2 separate regions of the Homo sapiens genome follow, and region 2 is linked to region 1. A link is an interaction called in ENCODE POLR2A ChIA-PET data of the cell type or tissue named here. Cell type or tissue: IMR-90. All regions are shown on one strand. Links, peaks and the distances in the headings refer to the core of each region. The heading gives the core; the rest is flanking DNA.

Evidence for each region. Peaks named below come from ENCODE experiments on the same cell type or tissue, not always from the same donor. Only the 100,000 strongest peaks of a DNase experiment are listed, where the experiment ranks them.
Region 2: POLR2A ChIA-PET joins it to region 1 with 10 read pairs; 2 of 35 experiments call an interaction of 5 or more read pairs at or near these places.

The regions. Positions count from the first base shown.
Region 1 is chr16:48,247,179-48,251,579 of GRCh38, forward strand. It overlaps ABCC11 (ATP binding cassette subfamily C member 11), which reads right to left and starts at 361. Exons shown (of 30, transcript NM_001370497.1): 1 at 136-361. All of the region lies in intron 1 of LONP2 (lon peptidase 2, peroxisomal), which reads left to right. In IMR-90, for the core only: no CTCF peak of the experiment used is centred there; no DNase peak of the experiment used is centred there.
Region 2 is chr16:48,657,024-48,661,424 of GRCh38, forward strand. The region is part of intron 1 of LOC105371240 (a long non-coding RNA gene); the gene reads left to right. LOC124903794 (small nucleolar RNA U13) reads right to left here and starts at 1,463; the gene lies at 1,358-1,463. In IMR-90, for the core only: no CTCF peak of the experiment used is centred there; no DNase peak of the experiment used is centred there.

The DNA.
Region 1 (4,401 bases), core at 199-4,198:
TCTTTTTTTCTCTAATAGGGCCTTTAAAACACTCTACTTAAAAAAAAAAAAAAAAAAAGGCTTTAACAATACCAATACTGAGTAATCCATAGCATTAGCCTGTTTCCACGCACAAGTCTGTCCTTCCCCAGTTACCTGCTTTTCTGTATGGTAGCCCAGAGGCCAGAAGAGGGGCTCTGTTCCTTTCTCTTGTTTCCTTTGCGCTATCCAGGTGACGCTGGCACAGCCTTCAAAGAGCAGCAGAAGTAATTTGCTCCCAGCGTTCTTTGCCACACAGAGTGGCAGGATTAGATGTTGACTTACCTCTGCCACTTCCTTGGTGGTTTTGAGTAGTACAGTCCCTTTCTGCACGTTAGTGTGCAGGCATGTTGCCTGCAGGAGCCTTTTTAAAGGAGGAGCTTTGGACTTGTCCTGCAGTATAGAACTTGGCTGGCATGCTGACCCAGGGCACCCTGCATTTTTCTGCTTAGTAGAACTGCATTTTTAGTGCTTCCTGAGTGACCCATTGTTTTCTTAGTGAAAAGGGGTCATAATTTAGTACTACCTGTACAATATCCTTTCAAGCATTTCAAGATGGTCATCCAGCTTTCTTCCAAATTTACACTTTTCAGGGTACATGGCTTCATTTCCTCATAGTGCCGACTTCTCAGTCTCCCTCACCAGGCTGGTGTCAAACTTGTGAGCTCAAGTGATCCTCCTGCCTCTGTCTCCCAAAGTGTTAGGATTACAGGCGTGAGCCACCATGCCTGGCCTATGTTTATAATTCTTGTAGGTAGAAGTGGTACCTATTGTCCATTGTAATGAGAAAAAAGTAAAATTTGTCTTAAAATATAATTAAGGAACTCAATTTATTAAATTTAAATTTATCCTTTAAATTTTAAATTTAAATTTATTTCTTAAATTTATTTCTATTACATTTTCTTGTAACCATGTACACCTAAGTTGTTCTACTTTAATTTTTTTGAGACAGGGTCTCACTCTGTCACCCATGCTGGTGCAGTGGTGCCATCTCAGCTCACTGCAACCTTTGCCTCCCAGGTTCAAGTGATCCTCTCACCTCAGCCTCCTGAGTGTCTGGGATTACAGGCATGTGCCACAATGCCTAGCTATTTTTTTTTTTTTTTTTTGGTGGAGACGGGGTTTTGCCATGTTGCGCAAACTGGTTTCGAACTCCTGAGCCCAAGTGATCCACTTGCCTCGGCCTCCCAAAGTGCTGGGATTATAGGTGTGAGCCACCATGCCATGTTCTACCTTTTTGAATCTCATTTACTCACTTGTAATAAGGAAATAATACTACCTTCTTCATGGGGTGAAGGGAGGTATAAAATGAAGTATACATATGAAAGCCTTTTGAAACTGCAAAGCATTCTAAACCTATATCCAAATGGGTAGTTTTAAATGTAGATTTTCACAAAAGGGGATTAAAGAGAGGAGTGGGGAGGCCCCATATTATTCCAACACGGGCTGAACTGAACTAACATCATTGCAGGAAGGTCTTGGAAGATTAAAGATTCCAAGAAAAATTAAGGGCTTTGAGTAAAAAAATTTTTTAAAAGTGGCTGGGCCTGGTGGCACGTGCCTGTACTCCCATCTACTCATGATGCTGAGGCGGAGGATTACTTGAGCCCAGGTGATCGAAGCTGCAGTGAGCTATAATCGTACCACTGCACTCCAGCCTGGGTGACAGAGCAAGATTCTGTCTATAGGAAAAAAAAAAAAAAAAAAAGCAAGTGCTGGGCATATAGGCTGGAATTAGATATTTACATAATATCCTCATCTTGGAAAACTTTTTCCAGTAGTGCTGCTTTTAGATTTTCCCACTACTGCAGTTGATGGTTCTTAAATATGTTTGGAACTCTTATATTATTTAGGTCAGTTTCCAAATTACACAAATTGTAACCATTGTAGTCAGACCTCACTTGAATGAAAACAATATTTTACAAACTCTGAGGGTAGATTCGAGTTAGGATTTGGATTAAAACATTATCTTAAAACCTCTGAGGGTAGATTCGAGTTAGGAGTTTCAAAACTTCTTTGAACAATATCATAATTAGGATGTAGATTTACAGAGCTACTAGCTAAAGGGAAGGACACCAGTCATTGGGATGTATAAGTTTGGATCTGTTGCAAAATTAAAATGCTGCCTTTTGAGCATGCCTAATAATGCACATACAATAGAAGAGCCAGAATTTTTAGAAAAATGACTGACTTGATATACAACCTTTTGTATATCATAGAAGGAAAATATTAGTTGAGTATTTTGTTTATTTACCTGTTTGTATATATAAAACCTGGGGCCCAATATACAATAGATTCTTTTTCACTATGCTTTTCACCCACAGTGTCTCACCAGGTACTCTGTTTCTAGCCATCTATAATTTCATAGATGTTTTTCTTTAAAAGGGATGTATTCTAGGCTGGGCGAGGTGGGTCTTGCCTGTAATCCTAGCACTTTGGGAGGCCAAGATGGGAGGATTGCTTGAGGCCAGTAGTTGGAGATCAGCCTGGTCAACATCATGAGATCCCATCTCTGTTAAAAAAAGAAAAAAAAATTTTTTTAAAGGGATAATTTCTAGTCAACTATAAGTGATTTTAAGTAAAAAGCAATTAAGGCATGTATACATCTGTACCTTTTGTAGGCATAGTATAAATTCAGCTTAATCTCTTCAGTTTGGAACATCTTCCTTTCACAGCAAAAATATTGTATTTGCTTTATAAGAAAACCCCTTTTGGCCAGGTGTGGTGGCTCACGCCCGTAATCCTAGCACTTTGGGAGGCTGAGGTGGGTGGATTACCTTAGGTCAGGAGTTCGAGACCAGCCTGGCCAACATAGTGAAACCCTGTCTCTACTAAAAATACAAAAATTAGCTGGGCGTGGTGGTGTGTGCCTGTAATCCCAGCTAGTTGGGAGGCTGAGGCACGAGAATCCCTTGAACCCAGGAGGCAGAGTGCAATAAGCCGAGATCACGCCATTGTACGTCAGGCTGGGCGACAGGGTGAGACTCCCTCTAAAAAACAAACAAAAAAACCACAGTGGCTCACACCTGTAATCCCAGCACTTTGGGAGGCCAAGGTGGGCGAATCATGAGGTCAAGAGATCGAGATCATCCTGGCCAACATGGTGAAACCTCATCTCTACAAAAAATACAAAAAATTAGCTGGGCGTGGTGGTGTGTGCCTGTAGTCCCAGCTACTTGGGAGGCTGAGGCAGGAGAATCACTTGAATCTGGGAGACGGAGGTTGCAGTGAGCCAAGATTAGGCTACTGCGCTCCAGCCTGGTGACAAAGTGAGACTCCGTCTCAAAAAAAAAAAACAAAAAACAAAAAACAACTCTTTAGCATCACCTTTTAGCAATGACATAGCCCAAATAATTAAATTTGTCTCCTGATCGGAGATTTGGATTTGTCTCATCTCTCTTTCTGGTTCCTCCTTGGTTTCTACTTTGTAAACCCTTTAGGCCGGGGATCCAGTTTCTTGTCTGTGGATGTTTTATATACAAACAGGACTGTGAGCTCTTTCAGCATTGTACAAACAGTGATGAATATCATCTGCAATTAATTATGTTTAAGTTATTCTCTAATCAGTTTAGAGGTGGCTCACTTCCTCAGGCAATCTGAGTGGGCTTTCAGGAAGTGGGAAATATTATCTACTATTGATTGAAGAAAAGCAGCCACAACACAAATAAGTCAAAATAATAGCTAATTGCTAAATAATTTCAAGTTTTTTATGTATGTGATTTTTTTCCCTCACCAATTTATCTTCTCAGTTGTTTGGCTTATTATTTAAATCAGTTTTTATTGTAAACATGGTAATGACTGAAAGGTAAGAAAAGGATAGACGTAGTTCAGAATAAACTGAGTGGCAGAAAGAAGCCAAAGGCTATGTGTAATCTACGGAATGAGTAATTTATAAGGAAGTAATCAAGAATTCACTGTGTATAGAAGTAAGCAAGTTCACTCACATAGTCACATACTGTATTACATGATTTATTATCTTTGAGATGGGCAGGTGTGGTGTTCTTCTATTACCGCTTTCCTAGGGTGTTGAGAGTTCTAGTCCTTCTATTTTCTTTTCTGGAATTACCACTTTTCCTATGGCTGAAGGGAGAAAATATTATTTATTTTGGGATCTGGAATTGTCTTCTCAATGTTGATTTTTGTATTTTATATAACTGACTTAGTTTGGATGAGGCTTCCTTTCTGTGAATTAAATTTATATGTGACTTGATCAGAGTTGTATTTGCTGATGAGGAGCTGAGACTTGAAGCCTTTTCACCTATTGTTAGGTAAAATGATTACCACTTAGAACTAGGTTGAGACCTTTTGAGATGTGGGTCTTTCTTTAGCTCTCCTCAGTCTATGGCAGTGTGTGGACTGTAATATTTAGCCCTCACACTTAGA
Region 2 (4,401 bases), core at 125-4,124, 410 kb after region 1:
TTTTGAAGCCAGGACGTATGAGGCCTTTTCTTTTTCAAGATTGTTTGGCCATTTGGGGATCCTTTAAGATTTTATGTCAAGTTTTTTTTATATTTATGAAAAAATGTCATTGGGATTTTGATAGGGATTGCATTGAATCTGAGGATAGCTTTGGTCAGTCTAGACATTTTAACAATATTAAATCTTCCAATCATAAATATGGACTTCATTTCTATTTATTTGTATCTTCTTTAGTTTCTTTTAGTAATATTTTGTAGTTTTTGGTGTACAAGTCTTTGGCCTCCTTGGTTAAATTTATTTCTAAGTATTTTATTATTTTTGATGCTGTTGTAAATGGGATTACTTTCTTAATTTCCTTTTCTGATTGTTCATTGTTAATATGTAGAAATGCAACTAATTTTCGTGTGTTGATTTTGTATCCTGCAACATTGCTGAATTAGTTTGTTAGTTTAGTTTATTAGTTTTAACAGTTTAAATTTTTTAAACAATGTATTCTATTTAACCCTCTATATTAAAAATATTTCAATGTGTACTCAAATAAAAATTATTAGTGATTTTTACTTTTGATTTTAGCAATTAGAATCTTCTCTATTTTTTTCTTAGTCAATCTAGATAAAGGTGTGTCAATTTTATTGATTTTTTTTAAGAATCAACTTTTGGTTTTATTGATTTTCTCTATTGTTTTTCTATTCTCTATTTTTACTTATCTCCACTCTAATCTTTATTATTTCCTTCCTTCTGCTAGCTTTGGGTTTAGTTTGTTCTTTTTTTTTTTCTAGTTCCTTAAGGTTTAAAATCAGATTGTTGGTTTTAGATATTTCCTTTTTAACATTAGCATTTATAGCTATAAATTTCACCCTTAGCACTGCTTTTGCTACATTTCATAAGTTTTGGTATATTGTGTTTTCATTTTCTGTTGTATCAAGATATTTTCTCTTTTTTTGTGTCAAGATATTTTAAAATTTCCCTTCTGGTTTTCTCTGTAGCTCATTTATTCTTTAAGAGTGTGTTAATTTCCACATATTTATGAATTTTCCAATTTTCCTTTTGCTATTGATTTGTTTCACTCCATTGTGATCAGAAATGATACTTGGTATGAGTTAAATCTTTTAAAAATTTATTAAGACTTTTTTTTTTGCCTAACATGTGGTTTGCCCTGGACAATGTTCCATGTACACTTGAGAAAAATGTATATTCTGCTATTGTTGATGGAGTGTTCTGTATATGTCTGTTAGGTCCAATTGGTTTGTAGTGTTGCTCATGTCCTTTATTTGCTTATTGATCTGTTGGTTCTATCCATTTTTGATATAGTATCTCATATATATATATATGCACACACACACCCCGCCCCATAACACATCAGATGGGGTAATGTGCCAATGTTGTAACAAAGTTTTAGAGAGGCACATCTCATACATGAGTGTGAAAACCCAATCACCATACTTATGAGCTACAAAATGTATAAACACTCCATCAACGACAGCAGAATATACATTTTAATGATAAGTTTTGATTCTTTTTGGTGTATATTCTGTAACTATTTTCTTCATTGTTATCAGGAGGATTACGTAAAATATTCTAAATATAAAACAATATATTTTGAATCGATACCAACATAATCTTGATTGCATACAAAAACTAATCTTTACAGCTCGGCCCCACATTTTATTGTCATTTATGTTATAAACTACCCCTTTATATATTGTGTGCCCATCAAAATAGATTTATAATTATTTTTATGCATTTGTATCTTCAATACTGTGGCAAATATGAAGTTCCTGATTCTTAGGTAGATTCTTAAATTATTGATTTTAAACTACAACTTTTCTTCTAAGTACTATTTTAGCCGTATTTCCCAAATATTCATATGTTTGGGTTTCATTTTCATTAAGCTTTAAAGTTTTTTATTTTGTTTTATTTTGTTTTTTAGAGATGAGGTCTTGGCTGTGTTGCCCAGGCTGGAGTGCAGTGGCTCTCCACAAGCACAATCATAGTGTACTGCCAGCCTCTAACTCCTGACCTCAAGCAATTCTTCCACATTGGCCTCCCAAGTAACTGGGAATATAGATACATGCCACTGTGCCCAGCTCTCATTTTCATTAAGTTTAAGATATTTACTTGTTAATATTGCAATTTATTTCTTTACTCATTTATTATTTAGAAATATATTTTTAAATTTTTAAATATTTAAATATATAAAATTTTAAATATTTAAAAATATTTCCAGATATTTTATTGTTATTGATTTCTAATTTAATTCCACTGCAGTCAGAGAACATAATCTGCAAAATTTCAGTTTTTAACATTTATTGGAACTTTTTTTATGACCTAGCATATATTCTGTCTTGTTGAAATTTCCATATGCCCTGAAAGGGAATGTGTATTCCAGTTATTCAGTGGAGCAGTCCATAAATGTCAATTATGTTCAGTTGATTGACTGTGTTAAGTGTTTTGTAGCCTCACTGATTTACTGTCTACTTATTCTTTCAGTTATTGAGACAAGAGTGTTGAAATATCCAGCTATAATTATGAATTATTTTATTTGTTTTTTAAATTATATTAGTAAAGTTTGCTTTGTTTTATATTAACATACCAATTCCAGCTTTATTACTTTTTTTTTTTTTGACACAGGGTCTCACTCTGTCACCTAGGCTGGAGTACAGTAGTGCAAACATAGTTCACTGTGCTTTGACCTCCTGGGCTTAAGTAATTTTCCCACCTCAGCCTCCTGAGTAGCTGGGATGACAGGCACACATCAGTGTGCCTGGCTAATTTTTTTTATTTTTTTTATAGCGATGAGGTCTCACCATGTTGCTTAGGCTGGCCTCAACCTCCTAGGTTTAAGCAATCCTCCCCCACTTGGCCTCCCAAAGTGTTAGGATTTCAGGTGTGAGCCACCACACCTGGCCTCCAGCTTTAGTATCTTCAATGTTTGCATCATATATCTTTTTTCTATATTTTTATACTTATTTGTGTTTTAAAATTTAAAGTGAGTTTTTTGAATTCAGTATATAGTTGGGTCATGCTTTAAAAAATCTAGTTTGGTATCTGCCTTTTAATTAAAATATTTAGATCATTTACATTTAATATAATAAATGAAAAAGTTGGATTTAAGTCTGCCATCTTGATTTTTTTATTTAAATTTTTTTTCATTTTTCTTTTTATTTCTTAGATCTACCTAATTGTCTGACATTTGTTTTCTATTTCCTTCATCTGCTCTTTACTCTTTATCCATCTCCGTTTTTTTGGCCTTTGATATGATTTGGATGTTGTCCCCTCTAAATCTCATGTTGAATTTTAATCCCCAGTGTTGGAGGTTGGGCCTGGTGAGAGATGTTTCAGTCATGGGGGTGGACACCTCATGGTTTGGTGCTATCCTTACAATAGTGAGTGAGTTCTTACAAGACATGGTTGCTTAAAAGTGTGTAACACCTCCCTCCACTCCAACTCTTTCTTGTTCCTGCTCTGGCCATGTGATATGCCTGCTCTTGCTTCACCTTTCACCATAAGTAAAAGCTTCCTGAGGCCTCACCAGAAACTGAGCAGATGCCCAGCACCATGCTTCCTGTACAGCCTACAGAACTATGAGCCAATTAAATCTCTTTTCTTTATAAATTACCCAGTCTTAAGTGTTTCTTTATAGTAATGCAAGAATAGCCAAACAGCCTTCTTTTGGAGTGTTTTTCTATTCCATTTTATCTGCTAATGTCTTATAACTAAATACCTTTTAAACGGCTTTCTTGTAGTTACTCTAGGGCTTACAATGTATATCAATAGCAGGGCACAGTGGCTCATATCTGTAATCCCAGCACTTTGAGAGGCTGAGGTGGGTGGATCACTTGAGGCCAGGAGTTTGAGACCAGCCTGGCCAAAATGGTGAAACACTGTTTCTACTAAAAATAAAAAAAATTAGCTCGGCATGGTGGCATGTGCCTCTGGTACCAGCTACTTGGGAGGTTGAGGCAGGAGAATCGCTTGAACCCATAAGGCAGAGGCTACAGTGAGCTGAGATCGCACCGCTATACTCCAGCCTGGGCAACAGAGTGAGACTCTGTCTCAAAATAAATAAATAAATAAAATATACATCAACATCACAGACTACCTTCAAATATTATATCATTTAATGCACAATATAAGAGTCTTACAATAATATACTTCAATCTCTCCCTCTCATACTTTGTGCACATACTTTGTCTTATATGTTACAAATCCCCAAATATATTGTTATAATTTTTGCTTCAGTCAGTTATCTGTAATAAAACTTACAAGTGAAAAGAAAGTCTTTTATATTTACCCAAATATTTACACCATTTCTAGCACTTTTTATTCTTTTTTTAATATGCAAGCTTTTATTTCAATAATTTTCCACTGCTTGAAGCACTTCCTTTAATATATACATTT